Linked DNA regions of Homo sapiens: region 2 is linked to region 1. A link is an interaction called in ENCODE POLR2A ChIA-PET data of the cell type or tissue named here. Cell type or tissue: PC-9. All regions are shown on one strand. Each heading gives the region's core, and the rest is flanking DNA. Links, peaks and the distances in the headings are about the cores only.

Region 1 (9,604 bases), core at 1,138-9,137:
TTCCAAGGTGATCTTCCAGCCCTGCTTATTCATTGTAGAAGCCAGATCTTCCAATTGCATATATTTAGTCTCTACTATTCCTTTTATCTATTGTCTAACCAAACACACCAAATGTAGTGTCATGAAGCAACCACCATTCTATTATATGTATGGATTCCCTGAGGAATCTGAAAAGGGCACAAAGGGATGCCTTGCCCGTGCTCCACACTGTCTTGGCCTCAGCTGGGGAGACTTGAATGGCTGGAGTTGATCTGAGCACCTGGGGGCTGGAATCATTTGGAGGCTTCAGAGGCTGGCCTCAGTTGGACTGTGGAGCAGAGCACTTCGGTGTGGTCTCCCCATGCAGCTTAGCTTCTCACAGTGTGGCAGATGGCTGCTGAGAGGCAGCACCCCAGGAGAGAGCATTTCGAGACCAAGTGTTCCTGGAGACCAAGGAGAAGCTGCAAGGCTTCTTCTGACCTAACCTGGGAAGTCACACAGCATCACATCCGCTGCATCCTATTGGTTACAACAGAATCACACAGGTCAGCCCAAGTTCAAAAGGAGGGGAACTAGATGGTCCCTATTGATGAAGGAAAGAGAGCATCACCTTTCAGGAAAGCGTATGGGGTGAGAGATAGTGTTATATTCATCTTTAGAAAAGGCAGGCTGCCTCAGTCCACTGTCTGGCCACGACAGTTCACAACCCCTCCCACATCCGAAATGCACTCTGTCCTTTCTTGAGACTCCCAGAGTTGTTCCTGTTATGGCGTCAACTCAAAGTCCAGGATCCCATCAGCTAAATCAGATCTGGATGTGGATGAGGCACCTTGAATGCTGTTTCTTAGGTACAGTTCCCTGATGATGCTTCTTCTCAATCTCAGACCTATGAATGAAAGAGACAAGTTACGTGTCCCCCACACCCAGCAAACAATGGGTATAGGGGATAGGGAAACTGCAGCAGACATTCTCACTTAACACGGGGGAAAGGTTGGAATATGTGGCACATAAGTTACCAATCTGTAGCAATTCTGAAGTCCAGCTGGGCAAATGGCATCAGGTCCAATTCTAGTTTCCGGGAGTTGTTTTCTGTGGCTCCTGGCTTTTCTGCCTTTTTTGTTTTTTTGGAGACAGAGTCTCACTCCGTCACCTAGTCTGGAGTACAGTGGTGCAACCTCAGCTCACTGTAACCTCCACCTCCCGGGTTCAAGGGATTCTCCTGCCTCAGCCTCCCGAGTAGCTGGAATTATAGGCGTGTACCACCACACCCAGCTAATTTCTGTATTTTTAGTAGAGACGAGGTTTCACCATGTTGGCCAGGCAGGTCTCAAACTCCTGACCTCAAGTGATCTGCCTGCCTCGGCCTCCCAAAATGTTGGGATTACAGACATGAACCACTGTGCTAAGCCTTTTTTTTTTTTTTTTTTTTTTTTTCATAAGAGACAGGATTTTTGCTCTGTCACTCAGGCTAGAGTGCAGTGATCACAGCTCATTGTAGCCTGGAACTCCTGGGCCCATGTGATCCTCCCACCTCAGCCTCCCCAGTAGCCCGGATTACAGGTACACGCCACCAGGCCTGGCTAATATTTTAATTTGTTGTAGAGATGAGGTCTGGCTATGTTGCCCAGGCTGGTTTCGAACTCCTGGCCTCAAGCAATCCTCCCACCTCTGCCTCCCAAAGTGCTGGGATTACAGGTGTGGGCCACCACACCCAGTCTGATTCTGCCTTCTGGGTTTTTAGTTCTACCTTCTGAATCATGTTCTCTTTTCATAAAACATATTCTGTGTTGTAGCTGAGTAGTTCTCAGCCTGCTTCCTGCTCATAGAACTTGAAGGGTCCAAAGGATTCTTTTTATTAGTTACTGTCTCTGTTTCTTACAGTCCAGGATAGTGTAATTTGTTGAAAATCTTAATAGGTTTCTTATGTATCAATTTATCATCCATTTCATTAGACAAAACCATACCCATGTGCATCTTTGCATAAGCCTTTTCCTACTTTGAACCTTTTTGTGGTTACTGTGATATAGCATCCTTAAGATTCTTTTAAAAAGTCTTTTGCGTATCTAAAACAATCTGTGAAGCACCACCTTAAATCTTTCTGAAGTCTTAAAGCAGGGTTTTACAGTTGCACAGTTGGCCTCCTTACTCTGAGGCTTTGTTTTCCTGCCAATGCCCTATATTTGATCTTTGTCATGAGGCCCTTTCTAACTTTGAAAATATTTTATTGAGAGTGGTTAGAAATAGCTTTATTTTTGAACTCTGCAAGTCCTAGACCCTAATTTATATTTACTCTAAATTCTGAATACAAACTAAATGACTCCTTTGTTAGCTCATCTGTGTATGCACCTTAAAATATACAGCTAAGAGAAAGCAGCTGCCACGGGTATTTTTCCTAGAAGCCTCTTTGGCTAGATCCATCAGTTCCTCAGGGGCACTTTTCATTTTCCACATTCCTGCAGGCATCAGTTTTGCTCAACTTTCCACCACTGCAAAACAAGGGTGAGTGTGAGTGTCTTCCATCTTCCATTAATGCCTCCCTCACTCTTTTTTTTTTTTTTTTTTTTGAGATGGAGTGTTTGTCTGTCGCCCAGGATGGAGTGCAGTGGCACAATCTCGGCTCACTGCAACCTCCACCTCCCGGGTTCAAGCAATTCTCCTGCCTCAGCCTCTCAACTATCTGGGATTACAGGCGCCCACCACCATGCCTGGCTCATTTTTGTATTGTTAATAGAGATGGGGTTTCACCATGTTGGCCAAGCTGGTCTTGAACTCCTGACCTCAGGCGATCCACCTGCCTCAGACTCCCAAAGTGCTGGGATTACAGGTATGAGCCACTGCGCCCAGCCCTCACTCTTCTTTAAACTGTCATCAAATCTCCGCCAGCCCCATCAGGCTTCCTCCCAAAATTCATGCCACACATCTTAGGTTTTGTTGTACCACCACCTCACTTTCAGGTATCAAATTCTGCTTCAGTTATCTATTGCTGTGTAACAAACCATGCCAAACTTAACAGCATTTGCCAACCATCACTTCATTATGCTCACAGATTTCTGTGGGTCACAAATTTGAACAGGATGCTGTGGGGAATAACTTGTCTGGAGCCTCATCTGCGAATACTTGAATGACAAAAGTGACTTGAGTGGCTGGAGGTGACTTGGCTAGCTGGGAGCTAGAATTATCTGGAGGCGTCTTCACTCATGTGTTGGCTCCTGGGTTGGAATGACTCCAAGGCTGGAGTCAGCTGGGAGAGTTGACCAGAGCACTCATATATAAGCTCTTATTTTCTCTAACTCCTTCCTTTAAAATTTTTTTTGTTTTGATTGTTTGTATGGTTTTTTGTTTTGTTTGTTTGCTTGATGTCTTACTGGTAGAATCCTTTCTTCCATTTCATTTGAAATCTATTAGAGAGTTTAATAATACATGTAAAATAGAGAAGAACATCAACCGTTCTTGAGTCCCATGGAATAAAAGTCAAAAGTTCTAAAGAATGAATAGTGAAAACTAAGTCTCTCTCCTGCTTGACCCTCAGCCACCCAGATCTCTTTTCCAGAGACAATCCTGGTTACTACTTTCTTGTAGATAGCTACACATTTACAGATCTTTATGTATATTCACACACACAAACATCTTTTATTCCCACAAAATGGTATATACACCATGCTGTAGTTTGCTTTTTAAATTTAAAAGCAATAGATCATTCCATATCTGTATATAAGTAGTGCCGCTTCATTCTTTGTCATGGCGTCATACTATTCCAACAGCATCTATTTATCAAGAAATAACCCATCATCGTCTCAGAAAATAACCCAGTGTCCTCTACTAATGGACATTTGAGTAATTTCCTGTTTTGTTGTTGTTTGGTTTACTATTACATACAAGCACATGTGTTTGCATATGTATTCAGGTATTTCAGGAGACTCTGCATCTGCCCTCTGAGGGAGGTTCCTAGCTCAGTCAAAGGAAATATGCATTTTTTTTTTTTTTTTTTTTTTTTTTTTTTTTGGAGACAGAGTTTCACTCAGTTGCCCAGGTTGGAGTGCAATGGCACGATCTTGGTTCACTGCAACTTCCACCTTCTGGTTCAAGCGATTCTCCCGCCTCACCCTCCCAAGTAACTGGTATTACAAGCCTGAGCCACCACGCCCTGCCGGAAATATGCATTTTAAAATTTGATAGATCTAGTCACTGGCCACTGAATATGGAGGAAGAGAGGGAGGGAGGAAGGGAAGGAGGGAGGGAGGAAAGGAGAGAGGAAGAAAAGAGAAAGAGAGAGAAAGAGAAAGAAAGAAATATAGAAAGAAAGAAAGAGGGAGAAAGAAAAAGAAAAAGAATTACACAGATATTTCCAAATTGCCTGCCTCTGAGGTTGTATCATTTTACACTGCTATAAGCAATATATGAGATAACATGTTTGCTTCATTCTCACCAATAGTGTATTAGCAAACTTTTTGGAACTTTGCCAATTCTGACAGATTAAAAAATTATATTGCGCTGTAGTTTTTATGTGCCTTTCTGTTATGAGTGAGGTTCTGCATCTTTTCATATGGTATTTTCTTTTATGAACTGCTTTTTAAATTTGTGCTTGGAAGATGAAATGCTGCCCAAAGATCAAGCTATATGCAAATAATTTAGAAATCCCAATTTTCTGATACAGGTTTTATTCTAGTTAGCTGTTTTTATCCTAATTAATATAGAGCGTTCTGCAGGGTGCTACATAAGAATGAATCTCCCAGGTTTAGTGAATGTTTATTAAAAAGTGCCCCATCAATTTTAAGGACTGACTTTTAATTTACAAGTATAAATATTTCAACCCTAATTTGGTAATCTTCACTATACTAAAAGCTATTATGCTGGAACCCATGTTGTCTTATTAAATGAATTATTTTTAAATTCAATTCAGCAATGACATGAATGAAACAATTAGAAAGTTTGACCATCAACTGGATATTATGGATATATTACATTTTTTAGCTGTGATAATGGTATTGTGGTTTTATTTTGGGAAAAAGGAGTCTTTATCTTTTAGAAATTCCTGCTGAAATAATTATGGATTAAATGATATGATATCTGACCAGGCATGGTGGCTCAAGCCTGTAATCCCAGCACTTTGGGAGGCCGAGGCGGGTGGATTGCTTTGAGCTCAGAAGTTCGACACCAGCCTAGACAACATGACGAAACTCTGTTTCTCCAAAAAAAAAAATTAGCCAGGCATGGTGGTGTGTGTCTGTGGTCCTGTCCCAGCTACTCTGGAGGCTGAGGCTGGAGAATTGCTTGAACTGGGAAGGCAGAGGTTGCAGTGAGCCGAGATTGCTCGACTGCACTCCAGCCTGGGCAACAGAGTGAGACCCTGTCTCAAAAAAAAAAAAAAAAAGATATCTGAGTTTTGCTTCAAAATAATTCTAGAAGGGGTAAGTGGATAAATGTGTAGATGAAATAGTATTGGTCATGAGTTAATAATTATTGAAGTTGAATGTGGAGTATGTGGTATTCTATTTCTGTATCTGTTGAAATTTTCTAGAAAAATTTAGAGAGTCAACAGATAAGTACTAAGTTTGTATTATGTGCAAGACATAGTTCCCTGTGTTGAAGAAAATGGACATTTCACAAGTGCACAGGACCTTGTTTACTTGTTCTGTACTGTAAGCCCATCCTGAGACACTGTACATAGTAGATGCTCAATATGCACAAGTCCTGGAATCCAGCCCACACACTCCTGCCCACAGGGCTGCTCTAGTTTCTGTTCCCACTAGCAGCGACCCTGATGGTGTGCTCCACAAGACAGCAACAGACCAGGTGCTATGGGGCTTGAAGGAAGATGAAGTCCCATTCATTCAGGGATCAGGAAGGTGCTTCCGTGGAGCTCATGGGGATTGACATTAAGGTGCCTGAGACAAAGAACACCCGTCACATCCAAGACAATATTTCTAAGCAAAGTGAAATGGCCCCTTCAATTTAACAGGAAGTATTTCTTTTAGGAGCCTGTTAGGGAGTTGATAATGGTAATCAGGAGTCACAAAACCTTACAACATAACCAGTCCTCCTCTGCTCTCTCTGGGCCTGTTTTGTTTACAGTCCAGCATAATATGAAGCCCAGAAATGTGCTGCTTAGTGAATGCTGTCTCATGAAGAAGAAGAAGAGTAGATGGTGTCTCATAAGAAAGAAGAGAATCAGAATTAAGAAATGATCTAAGGAAATATCAGGAATGCAGGGTGATATATTGGTCCTGTGGGTATGTCTGAGTGATCACTTAGCTCAGAGGCTGAGGAAATCATGGTTTTAATGTTTGCATGCAGGTGTTGGTATAGTTGCCTCAGAATGAGAAGAAAAAAAGAATTTTTAAAAAGCTAGTTACATCTTGACTAGAAGAAGGCTCTTTTGAGAAAGCATCAATGTCACATTACAAACGCCATTCAAATCTACCAAATGGGCCAGATGGTTGCCCCAATACTGCGTGCTGCCAGCTGCCCATTGCTACAGATGAAGTCTTTTCTGCTGACGTTTGTGCAACCCACAAGCACACTATGGAGTGTTGATTCTTTTGATGCTATTTAACATGTATGTGTCATCGTAATTATAAACCATAAATATACATGACACCATGCAATAAATAAAATTGCCCAGCTTCCATTCTGAAAGGGGAGGAGATTGTATTTATGACCTGAGAAGAGAGGGTGGCTAATATTCATTTTCCATTCTTTATAAATGTCACTCCTCTCTAGTTGGATGCTCTAGATGGCTTTATTCTCACCAAGCCTTATCCCTCCTAAACAGCACAGACTCCTGGGGCTAATACCTTATGCTAAGTGCCAGGTTTTAGAGCAAGCTTGGACCAAAAGTCAGGCAGTTACAATTCAGGGGAATCCAAATAGTTCTAAATTAAGCTAAACTATTTTATTTGACACATAGCAAAAGTTCTTTGGAGGTCACATAAACAGGCAGGTGTACGATGTAAAAGGAAGTAGGTAAATGGAAGCGAATCAGCTTCTTTCAAAAAAGACATTTTTCTCAAGATGCGTTTCTTTTTGCTTTGAAAGAAGCTGATTCAGTGCCATTCACCTATTAAGTAGGCAGCACATTTATTTGTATCTGCATCTATAAAGCTCGAGTGCCTTTTCCCTCTACAAAAAGCTGAGCTTGTGTTTGTGGGGTTGGGGAGGGGTGCAGGGGGTGCTAAATATCCCACACAATTCAGGCAGCCACAGATATATAAATGAACTGGCGGAGATAGAACCCCTGCCCCCGGGCACATTCAGTCTTATTCAGGAAGACCTGTTTAGAACACAACATCTTTATTTCAGACCAGAGACCCCGGAGAACACGTTTCATGGCTCTATAAATACAAGGCTCAGATGCTTCCTGACACCCAGCATTTCTGCTTTTTAACATGTAAATAAATGAATGCTCAAAGCAAGTAAATATCTGTGTGTTGAGTTTACAATCTTGTCTTTCAGAAATATCGACAGTATATGGCAGGACTTCTGGCTCCTCCTTATGGTGTTATGGAAACGGGCTCTAACAATGACAGTAAGTGGAAAATGTGAACATTTTGTATCTAAAAATTTGTCGTGTGGTATGTGTTTTCATGTGACAAAAAATATGTCCTACACCAGCTTGTCAGAGTAAGTCTCCAGACTCTTTTGTGGATAAACAAACCTGCCAGCTCACACTGGAGATATTTTTAAAGAAATGGTTAATATAGTATTAGTCTGTGGTCTTAGCTGATAGAGAGAGGTATGCTCTGGTGCCAGCTGGAACTTTGGCATGCATAGAATACTTTCCCAAAATATCTTCATCTTATAGTGAAATCCAGTGTTCTTTCTGTGCCCTTTTAAAGAAGGGATGCACGAACTGTATTTGTTTCAGTCCCATCTGGATACCTGAGAGCCCCACCTCTTGCTTTTTTTTTTTTTTTTTTTTTTACTCTATTGATGAAGAGGAGAAGTGGGGTGAGTCATTTATTTAATCTTCTAAATCATGGCCTCTTCCAATTCCAGGCCTTTGTGAACTTTAGATGCTCTTACCACACACACACACACACACACACACACACACACACACACAAAGTGACTATGGAAGGTGACAGATAGGTTAATTTGCTTAACTGGAGTAGTCATTTCACTAGGTATATGTATATCAAAACAATGTGTTGTACATATTAAATATTTTTAATTTAAAACATCCAGGCCTTTTATGAGAGACCAGTCTCTGGCTGGTCAGCAAAGAAACGAAGTTTTTCTCTGTGGTATTCTTCTCTAGTGGGTCCCCACTAAACTCAAAGAAACCCGTATGTCCCCTGAGTCTTTTGATCTGTTCATGCATGTCGGAAACATGGTTAGCGTTCGTTACCATTGCATCTGTGAGTCTCCTTATGAAGCTCTTGTGTGTACACATATAACAAGATTCCAGGTCCTGGAGTCTTTGGAGCTATAGTGCTTCAGCCAGCAGACCCAGTGATGCAGCAGGTAGTCCCTGCATCTTCAGAGCCACAGCCAGCCACCCTTCAGATCCTCTTCCTGGATCCTAGAATTCCCACCCTCCCTCGCTGACCAGTCACTCACTGCAAGAGATCTCTCTCCCTGCTTGACCGCAATCCTGAGTGAACATCCTCATTTTCCTCCCCGCATTTCACTATTTCTATGCAGCCTCTGCCCTGTCTCCCCATTTGCCTTCTGCTTTCCTGCAGAGGAGGAGGGTGGGAGGGACAGGTTCATCCTTCCTTTCCTCTCTTGTTCTTGCTTTCTTTCTCTCCTGGCTGAGCCAGGGATGGCTGGCTAATTAAAGCACCTGAGTTGCAATCCCAGCAATGCTGTCTTCTAGCTGACATCTGGCAAGGCACGTAGTCTCTCTGTGCCTTGGTTTCCTCAGAGGGTTGTTGTGAAGATCAAGTGAATCAAAGTATGTTGTTTCAAAGGGTGCCAGGCATGTAAAAAGCTCCCAAATGGCATAGGCTATTTCCTCACCTCCAGTCACTCTTCGACCCCTCAAAGTCTGGATTTTGCCCCATACTTCTTGAATAAACCACTCTAAAGTTACCAGTGACCAACCAATAACCAGACCTGATCATTCCCGTTGCCCACGTCCAGACTCCATTCCGCCTTGGCTCCCGGGGCACCACTGTGTTATCCTGGCTTCCTCCTCTCTCTCTGGCCACTCACATTTTGGTCTCTTCCATAGGTACTTCTTCCCCCGCTTATGGAAGAGTTTAGCCATGGCTTCTTTTCTCTTTCCTTCTCCATACTCACTCTCCCCTCTTCCATGGCATCCTTTCCTGCAACTGATACAAACACTTCCCAAACCAACACCTCTGTTTGATCCTTCCAGGGGCAGCCTAAGTTTCCAGGTGACCTCAGGTTCTTTTTCTACCTGGTTGTCCTGCTGGCCTCTCAAGCTCAAAATGTTGATAAGGGAACACATTCTGATTCCCGCAAAACCAGCCCCTCCTCTGGAGAGGCCGGTTTCTGACAATTCCATTGTTCTCCTCTTGTGCTGGGCTCCAAACCTCAGCCATTTTGGACTCCTCCTTTCTCTCGCCATCACCCCTGCTTGCCCGGGCCCAGCGCCCTTCCTTTGCATGTTCACAGTCTTCCTTTCAGTTCCCTCTGCAGCCACCTGGCCTTGGGCCTC
Region 2 (9,604 bases), core at 1,152-9,151, 79 kb before region 1:
ACACAAATTGACTCTAACATACCTACCAGAGTTTTCATTTACTTGTTCCATTTATTTGATTATTTCACTAAACTCCAACACCTTGAACCCCTATTAGCACCGTCTGATGTTTTAAATCTGAGAATATTTTCACAAAATGTGACTGTTTCAGATAGAAAACTTTTTTTTTTTTTTTTTTTGAGACAGAGTTTTGCTCTTGTTGCCCAATCTGGAGTGCAGTGGCGCAATCTTGGCTCACTGCAACCTTTGCCTCCCGGGTTCAAGCAATTCTCCCGCCTCAGCCTCCTGAGTAGCTGGGATTACAGGTGCCTGCCACCATGCCCGGCTAATTTTTGTATGTTTAGTAGAGATGGAGTTTCACCATGTTGGCCAGGTTGGTCTCGAACCCCTGATCTCAGGTGATCCACCCACCTCAGCTGCCCAAAGTGTTGGAATTACAGGCGTGAGCCACCGTGCCTGGCCCAGATAGAAAACTTTAAGTATGTAAGAATCATTGCAGTATAATCATATTGAATTTTTAGTTATTAAGAACTAATACATTTGTTGGAAATTTGAAGTAATGCATATGGTTAATAATATTAAAAGCAAAAGAGGTTACCTCCTTCAATTTTAATAGAGATGTTAGTCTCTATTAAGACTATGGGATATCAAATTGGTACCATGCTAGTAAATGCCACAAGAGAAATTCTTTTTCTACTAATTTTCGAAGACGTTATCCCTGTAAATTACCTCTACTGATCTACATTTCCTGAGTTGATATGTGTGCACTCATCAAGGCAAGCATCCCTTGTGGGGTAGATGACCTTGCATCCATGTCCTTTGAGAGAATAAATATTTATATTGACAGTGCAGCTGCCATATATTGAGTTCGTAAAATTGGGTTTGGGTGTTTTAATCTGGCATATTATTCTTGCTTAATTTCATTGTGCTGACTATGGTTACAGAGCTATAAATCAGGGACAGTGTTTACCCACAGAAGGAAAGGAGAGCAGGAATAATAGTGTGAAATATTGCCTTTGTTTATTAAAAGTGTTTCTTCATTTGGGCACCTGTTGTCTTTTGGTTGCCGGTTCCCTCTGGATCTTACCAGTTTTTGAATTTTTTTTAGAAATTAATAAACAGATCTATGATCGTCTGAGGTAAGAGGTAGCATAAAGCTCATAAAGTAAAGGAGTGAGTGGGGCAGGTAAAAAGAAACCTATTTTTAATATACAAAAATAGGGCATATGTATACAAAGTTCAAACAGTACAGACAAGGCTAACTACATAATTTGTGGGGCCCAGTGCGAAATAAAAATATGGGATCTCTTGTTCTCCTCAGAGGAAAAAATATTAACTTTTTCTGTGTTCTCTATCTCAACTCCTCATTTTGTTCTTTGCCATTTAATGTTCTAAGTAAAGAAAAACCCACATTTTAAATTATTAGCATAAATTTGTTTATCTGTGGTGCAATACCAGTTTTAAATGCAAATATAAGACCATTTAACTTACATGCAGAATGACCCAAACTACATAATTTGAACTTCCTAGCTCGGACATGTGTATATATTTCATTCTTACTAGGGCAGTGGAAACTTTGCACAAAACTGATTCAACTGTTTTCATTTTGCTTCTTGATGCATGCACATTCTAACCAACACTGACTATCTTCAGCTTACTCACAGTAAGGAAGGACTAAAAGGAAAAAGAAGTATAGGTTGCCCTATCTTTCCTTTACTTTAATGTCATTATTTTCAGACTAATGGTTGGCTAATAGAATTGGCTCTTGGTATCCATGGGTTACACATCCATGGATTCAACTAACCCCAGATTTCAAAAAAATATGCCAGTTGGGCGCGGTGGCTCACGCCTGTGATCCCAGCCAAGGTGGGCGGATCGCCTGAGGTCAGGAGTTCAAGACTAGCCTGGCCAACATGGCGAAACGCTGTCTTTACTAAAAACACAAAAATTAGCTGGGAGTGGTAACACACGCCTGTAATCCCAGCTACTCAGGAGGCTGAGGCAGGAAAATCACTTGAACCTGAGAGGTGGAGGTTGCAATGAGCCGAGATCACGCCATTGCACTCCAGCCTGGGCGACAGAGCGAGACTCCGTCTCAGAAAAAAAAAAAAAATCCAAAAAAGGTATGGCACTGAACATGTACAGAGGTTTGGGTTTTTTTTTTTTTTTTTGTCATTATTCCCTAAACAATATGATATGGTAACTATTTACATAGTATCTGTTTGGGGGAAACTAAGGGGAAGAACGCATTTTATGGATGTTATACAAAACTTAAAATTTGATAAATATTTTCTAGTTACACTCTAGAAAGTCTGAAGCAATTTTCACTCTCCACAACAGTGTAGGAGTATACTTGTTTTTTCAGTTCTTTAACCTGAGTAATTTCAAACTTTGAAAATTTTTATTACTTCGCTTTGTATTTCCCTAATCACGCATCTTTTAAATATTTCTTGGCAGTTGTACTGTTTTTGGTCTGTGAATGGCTGGTTCACATCTTTTGTTCAGTACTCTATTGGGTTGTATCTACAGTTTATGAGATTATAAGAACACTTTGTAAATTAAAGAAACGTGCCCCTTTTGCCATACGCATTAAAATATCTTTTCCAGGGTTTTGTTCCAGATACATTTTGTGACTAGGCGCTTAGGACTGAAGAAGCATTTCCTTTATGAGTTTTTTCCTCAAGACATTTCATTCATTAATTTTTTTCCCTGTAATTTCTTCCTGTGAACTATGCCCCAGTTACACATCCCTAAGGACATACAGTATCACTATTGAAGCAAAACTTTTAAAAAATCATTTTATTGTCTACTGCTTCTCCTGGAAATTATTTTAATTTATCTGTTTGATGTTTTTATCCTTTTTCTACTGGGGAGATGCTACTTCAGGAAGCTAATTCCAAATTAGTTAGTTCTTGGATCTGTTGGCTCCAAGACGCAATTCCCAGCACTTATTCATCCTTATCTATTTGGGGGAAACTCAGAGGAAGAAGGCATTTTGAAATTCTATCACGTGCTGTTTTTCTTGGCTGGATCAATGGCTTAGCCATTGGCTGCATGGTCTCTCTTTCTCTTTACACACCAGATACTTTCAATTGGAGTTTCTAGTAGAGTTGAAGCTAAAGAACACTGAATGCAAAAACAAAGTAATTCCACTTTTGTGCCTCAATCTTATCATCCCAGTGCTCAATGTATTGGCCTTCAGTGGTTCTAGTAAAATGGGATATAATCATGTGTGGAAAATAGCAGAGGCAGCTTCAAAAAACTCAGGGAAGAGAGATTGAAAGGAGTGTCCAAGATGGGGTACATATTATAAAGGCAGAGGAAGAGAACTACTCTTCATAAAACTTGATTTGGAGATAATGCTACAATTGTGGTGACTGGTGCTAGTAAACAGGAAGATAAAGCTACTTTTCTGCATGCTCTGAAACCTCTCTCAACAAGAAATAATCCCATTGTAAATAAATTTGTTTATTTGTTTATAAAATCCCAAGCAACTGCTTTTTTCTTCTTCTTCTTCTTCTAATTGGAACATTTGGGATTTCAGGTTTTCAGATTAGGGGTAAACATTCTGCAAATATTCCAAAATCTGAAAAAATCAGAAATCTGAACCAAACAAATGACTTTTAACCACTTTGAAAAATGAGAACCTCTACAAAAGATTGGGTTTCAATAAAGGGAAATCTCTTTTCTACACACATTCTTTCTCCTTTAAACATCGAAATAGTCTTGAAAGAATTTTTTTATTAAATTCTGTTCTCTTTCTTTGATTTTTTTCTTAGGTGAAATATTACATTTTGTTTTCCTGTGGCATAATGGCAATGTCATCCTTATCAGCTTATGCTCCTATTCCGTACTTCAGTTGACTGGCGCCCTCTGAGGCTTCTGAGCTATGTAGGAGTTTTTGCCCCCCACTAGCTGACACCAGTACGTTACAGAGTTGCTCTAAGTTGCCAGCCGTCCCTTCTCACTGAGATCAAACTGCTCTCTTTCCTCTGCTCCTGGTGCCTTTTCTCTGCTAAAGGTTGGGAAATGATATGCGTCTAAGCAAGAGTAAATAGACCGTGAAGAAGTGAGTTGTGAGTGCTCATAGTGGTGTCACCTAGCAGCTTTGATATGTGAAACAGATGCCACATTCATTTTGGTGTCTTAGAGGACAGATATGCAGTTGCTAATTGTGTTCAGATCAATTAAAGGATGTGTATAAGTGGCTATTGGATTACTGGTGTGTTGTTAGTGATTTAAATCTTTATAAAACATTATTTCTAAACTGTTGACCAAGCTGCAAACATATCCAACAATATGCATGCTCATTAATAAATAGAAGAGACAGTTTCTACAGTGGAAAGCACATGGGCATGGTATCAAAATGAGGTTTTACTGCTTTTTGGCAGTGTGATACTGGACCAGAAGTTTGTACCTCAGTTTTCTCACCTGTAAAGTGAGATAATAAAATATAGCTTGTGTGGTGGTGGCATGCCTAGCACATGAATAAACACTGAGTGAAAGAATTTCATTAAATGATAACAATTTTAGAAATATATAACCTGATATTAAATATGTTTTATGAATATAAATCATTAGAATACGTTCTTGATACTTATGATAATAAAATTATTTATCCTTATTGATACATACCTTAAATATATGATTATGACTTGCTAAAAAATATACAATTTTCAAATAACAACAATCTCTTAACCAGTATACATTTCCAATTCAGAAATCAAATTCTCAGTGGCAAGGGAAGATTGAGATCCAGAAAGAACTAAGACTAGCGAGCATTCCATTCCTCTAAGGCTTCTAAATTAGAATGTGGGTCTAGGGCTGGAAAGAGGGTGAGATTGAGTATCATTCTTCCAATCTCTTTCTGGCTTTTTGTTCCTGACTTTGAATGAGGGTGATAGTTGTAATTACTCCAGACTTTCTGAATAGAAGTGAAAAGTGAGGTAAATCTAACTTGTTGAAATGGAAATATACCTTCCACTCCATAAAAGATGTCACATCTTGGTATAATCTCAGGCTTATTTTTTTAGATGCAAATTAGTGAAAAAACAATAGCTAACAATTTTGGCAGCCAAAATCTTCATGGTAGCTTCCTTTGAATGCCAAAAATCTCTCATGTATGGACACATATGCCTGCATAAATACATGCAAAACACACCCTCTTCTGCCTCCACATGTCTATGGCAATTTCCAGGAGAAATGCCAGAAGAAGCAAATGCCTCAAAGACTCTGTGCTTTGAGGTTAAAGGTGTGATGCCTTTGGCACCACCAGAACTCAACTTCGTTGTAGCTCTGTGGTGTGTGACGTCTCAGTTGTGATATCCTAGAGCAACCTCATAGCCCTGATCTCCCATTCTGTCCATGTGATTAAACACGCTCTGTTTGGGTGTTGCCTGGTAGAATAATAACACTGCTTAGGTAAGAAGGGTATTGTCCTGAGGTGTGGCGTCCTTTTGACTTCCTCCCCCAAATGGAGCACTTCCTGCTTTCCAGCTGAATGATGAGTCATGAGAAGAGACTTGAGGATGTGACACAGGAGACCAGTCAGGCCATAATTATTTGTAAGGCATGTGTAACAAATCTGCTTTCAGCACACATCCCATCCAGGTAAAGCCAGGAAATACAACGAGGGCTGGAAATAGCTCGTGGCTAGCATCCTCAACACTAGTCATTTAGTGCTTTCAACAACCCAAAGTGCCACATCAAAGTACTCATGTTTACCAGAATTCTCATTGCAGATCTGAATTCTGATGATTATTTCTATTTTTGTGATTTCTGGCAATTGAGAAACATTGTTAGAGTTTATTCAGAGTGAGAGATTTGTGAAGTGTTTGATATATGTCTGAGATAGACCTAGGTATGTGCTATAATGGCACATAGAAATGTGGCCAGGAGCACAGTCATGTGAGAAAGCTCCCTGAGGTATGTAAGGAGAATGGCTCATATTGCATTTTAAATTGTGTTCTTACAGAACATGAGCATTACCATTTATTACTGTGTATGTCAAGAACCATGTTGGGTGTGTGTGTGTATACATTTTGCTGAATCCTAACTATGGGCTTTTGAGGCAATTATAAACATAAAAATAGCTATATGACTAATGCTTGCTATGGGCTTGTCATTATGCTAAGTAGCCATCTTATATACATTGTCTTATTTAATCCTCCTAACAACATTGGCCGGTGGGGGTGATTATCCCATTTTATAAGTAAGAAAATGGAGACTTGGAGAGATTAAGGAGCTTGCCCAGGGTTGTATGGCTAGTAAAGTGAAAGAGTTAGGATTTAAACTTGCTCTGTCTGACTTCAAAACTTGTGATTTGTACCACACCATTTTTCTCTCTTACCATCCTATGATCAAGCATTATCAGTGACGAACCAGCCAACCAACAAACCAAACAAACCAATAAACAAGTAAATAAACAAATAAATGCAGTTTCAACCTTCTTTAATGGAGTGTATGTTATAATAGAAAGGTATTCTTTTTCTATTATCTCACTCTGTTGCCCAGGCTGGAGTGCAGTGGGGTAATTGTAGCTCACTGTGGTCTTGAACTCCTGGGTTCAATCCCACCTCAGCCTCCTGATTAGCTGGGACTACAGGTGTGCACCGCCTTGCCTGGCTAAATTTATTTTGGTGGTAATGGGATCTCACTATGTTGCTCAGGCTGGTCTCAAACTCCCATCCTCAAGTGATCCTTCCACCTTAGCCTCCCAAAGTGCTGAGATCACAGGTGTGAGCCACTCTGCCCAGCCAAGAAAAATGCTTATATTCACTTGGAGAACAATAGCTCAAATATGGTGTAGTATTCCATTCTCACCAACACTTAGGAAAAAATGGAAATCTACAACCTTAAGTTAAATCCAACAAACATGAAGTGCCTACTGTGTTGGTCATGCTTCTTATGAGACTCTGGGGTGAACAATCAAGAGATACTTTGGAAAAGAGCACCCTCTTAGAATACCAGAAGAATACCAGAAGGCTGAGGCAAAAGAGTACCAGAAGGCTAAGGCTACTGTTCTCACTTTAGTCTCTCACATTGCTACATATCATTTCCTACAAGAAGTGACCTGTTGGGGGGTCTTCCCTTTGATATCCTAAAAAATGAAACATGTTTATTTCTCTGTGGATATCATGACGTGAAAGAATATCCTCCTCAAAAATATCTTCCCCATTTTAACTTCAGTACACTTCATAGAAAGATCAGAGTCATGGTAATGGGCCATTATACCACCATGATCACACACACCAGAACACACTGGGAAATCCGCCTTTGTTATCCCTGCAATTAGGTTTAGTTCTAAAGTGATTAACTTAGAGAAAATGAAGTAAGATAATATTAAATAAGCCAGCTTTTGGATATTTGATTTATGACTAAAAGGAAAGGATCCAGAAGCAGCTTTGAGGAAATCTCATGCACGGTAGAAAGTTAATATCTCAAATAAATTTAAAGGCTTTCTAAGCATGCTGGTGATTAGTTCAATTGTAGATCTCTTTTATCACCTAGATATGGGTTTTAAAAACTATTGTAGGATCTCTTGGTATGGAGGAGATTCCAGAAAACTTTGTATAAATGTTTTTGGTAAAATTTAAAGATATTGTGTACCCCAAATATTTTCTCTTCTCTAGGAATTTAGTTTACACATGTGAAAATTTATCTGAAGTGTGATCTTACATATACTTGATACACCAAACACAGTCACAGGGGAGGATGGGAGGCAAACTTGCATGAAACGCGTTAGAGAAAACCAAAACCTATTTATTTGAACCATATGTTGTTCTTTACTGCACTTATTTTTTTCTTAAGAAGCACAAATTAATTTAGCTAGTTTCTAAGTTTGGGCAATAAGCAAGTTCTTCTTCCCATGCATCCTTTGATCCCCATCACCAAACAGGGAACAGCTTTCTTCTGGTGTAGGTCTCCATGACCCCTCCCCTAAAAGATCAGCAACACACTCAGGACCTCCATTTATATTTTTACTTTTAATGAAATAAATACATCGTGAATATTAATTATGGTGAGTTAGAAGAAAGTGTTCAGCTTCCTTATAAAGCCAGGTCATTGGCTTTGTTACAGGAAAGGGGTCCTGTAGGAACGGGGGTCCAAGAACGCCAAGAGAGGGTTCTTGGATCTCACACAAGAAAGAATTCAGGGCGAGTCTGCAGTGCAAAGTGAAAACAATGTTATTAAGAAAGTAAAGGAATAAAAGAATGGCTAGTCCGTAGACAGAGCAGCCCTGAGGGCTGCTGTTTGCCCATATTTATGGTTATTTCTTAATGATATACTAAAGAAGGGGTGGATTATTCATGCCTTCCCTTTTTAGGCCATATGGGGTAACTTCCTGACATTGCTATGGCATTTGTATACTGTCATGGCGCTGGTGGGAGTGTAACAGTGAGGATGCCCAGAGGTCAGTCTCTTCATTATTTGGTATTGGTGGGTTTTGGCCAGCTCCTTAACTGCAACCTGTTTTATCAACAAGGCCTTTATGACCTGTATTCTGTGCTGACCTCCTATCTCATCCTATGAGTTAGAATGCCTTAAGCATCTGGGAATGCAGCCCGGTAGGTTTCAGCCTCCTTTTACCCAGTTCCTATTTAAGATGGAGTTGTTCTGGTTTACATACCTCTGACAGCTTTATCATCATCTTAAGCTTTAGGGAGAAGCTACCTTTATTCATTCATAGTATATTTACTGAGTATTTAGTAGTGGCACATCATTACACAAAGGAGATACAAAAAAATTCCTGGGCATTGGGCGTACGGAGGTACTAATTCAAGAGGTAAGTCATATGCATATGAAAGGCAGAGTATCAATATAAAAGTTGCTAACATTAAGAGGAACATGTATGGGTCAAGAAGTGAAATGATCAATATCATATTTTCTGTTCTCTTAAGTGCTAAAAGCCTCTTTCTCTTTAGTACTTTGTCTTGTGTTTCATCTCTAATTCAAAGCTTTTATAAAATCTTACTTCCTCCATTGAAACCTTTGAGCATGTGACGAATTATGGTCAGAGCATCCCTGGGTCCAAATTATTCATTATATGGCTTCTCTTCCATTAAGGATCTGTGTTCGCTAGCTTTTTGTTTGTTTATGGCTCTCTATTCCTGTCAGAGCTGGTTTAGAGGTTCTGAGCCAGAGTGCAGCTACTTCCAAATCTTTAAAGAAACATTTTCCTCCAGGAAGGAAAACTGTTCTCTTAACTGATCATGCAATTCTGGAAGGCGAAGAAGGAGTGAGCCCTGACCCAACAGGACAGATTAGCCAGATCAACCTGGTTATCATAGCAGAGTACTATGTTTCCACTTCAACATCTGCACAACGCCTATTCTACCCATTGGGTGATCAACCACTTGTTCTTTGGTCCTCTGTGCCATTCTCTTAGTTGTTGATACTTTTACTGTCTACTTTACCTGCTAGAGTTATTTGCAGTGTTGGGGCGAGCTACTCAGTAACAGCCAAGTCTTAGGCGACTGCATGAAAAGTTCATCACTGCTGACTGTCACATCGTGAGCACCCAGTTAATATTTATTAAGGTAGTAATTGTTAGCAGTTAGATATGGATTTATTTAAGGTGAATATTATACTTCTTTTGTAGGAA

What was found. Peaks named below come from ENCODE experiments on the same cell type or tissue, not always from the same donor. Only the 100,000 strongest peaks of a DNase experiment are listed, where the experiment ranks them.
Region 2: POLR2A ChIA-PET joins it to region 1 with 20 read pairs; 3 of 35 experiments call an interaction of 5 or more read pairs at or near these places.

What each region holds. Positions count from the first base shown.
Region 1 is chr2:172,910,371-172,919,974 of GRCh38, forward strand. RAPGEF4 (Rap guanine nucleotide exchange factor 4) reads left to right here. Exons shown (of 31, transcript NM_007023.4): 5 at 7,432-7,504. Among named protein-coding and RNA genes, the nearest start is that of MAP3K20, 160 kb to the right of the region's middle. In PC-9, for the core only: no CTCF peak of the experiment used is centred there; a DNase peak (open chromatin) is centred at 7,941.
Region 2 is chr2:172,831,107-172,840,710 of GRCh38, forward strand. The region is part of intron 4 of RAPGEF4 (Rap guanine nucleotide exchange factor 4); the gene reads left to right. Among named protein-coding and RNA genes, the nearest start is that of RAPGEF4-AS1, 100 kb to the left of the region's middle. In PC-9, for the core only: no CTCF peak of the experiment used is centred there; DNase peaks (open chromatin) are centred at 5,475 and 8,555; H3K27ac peaks cover 2,871 bases.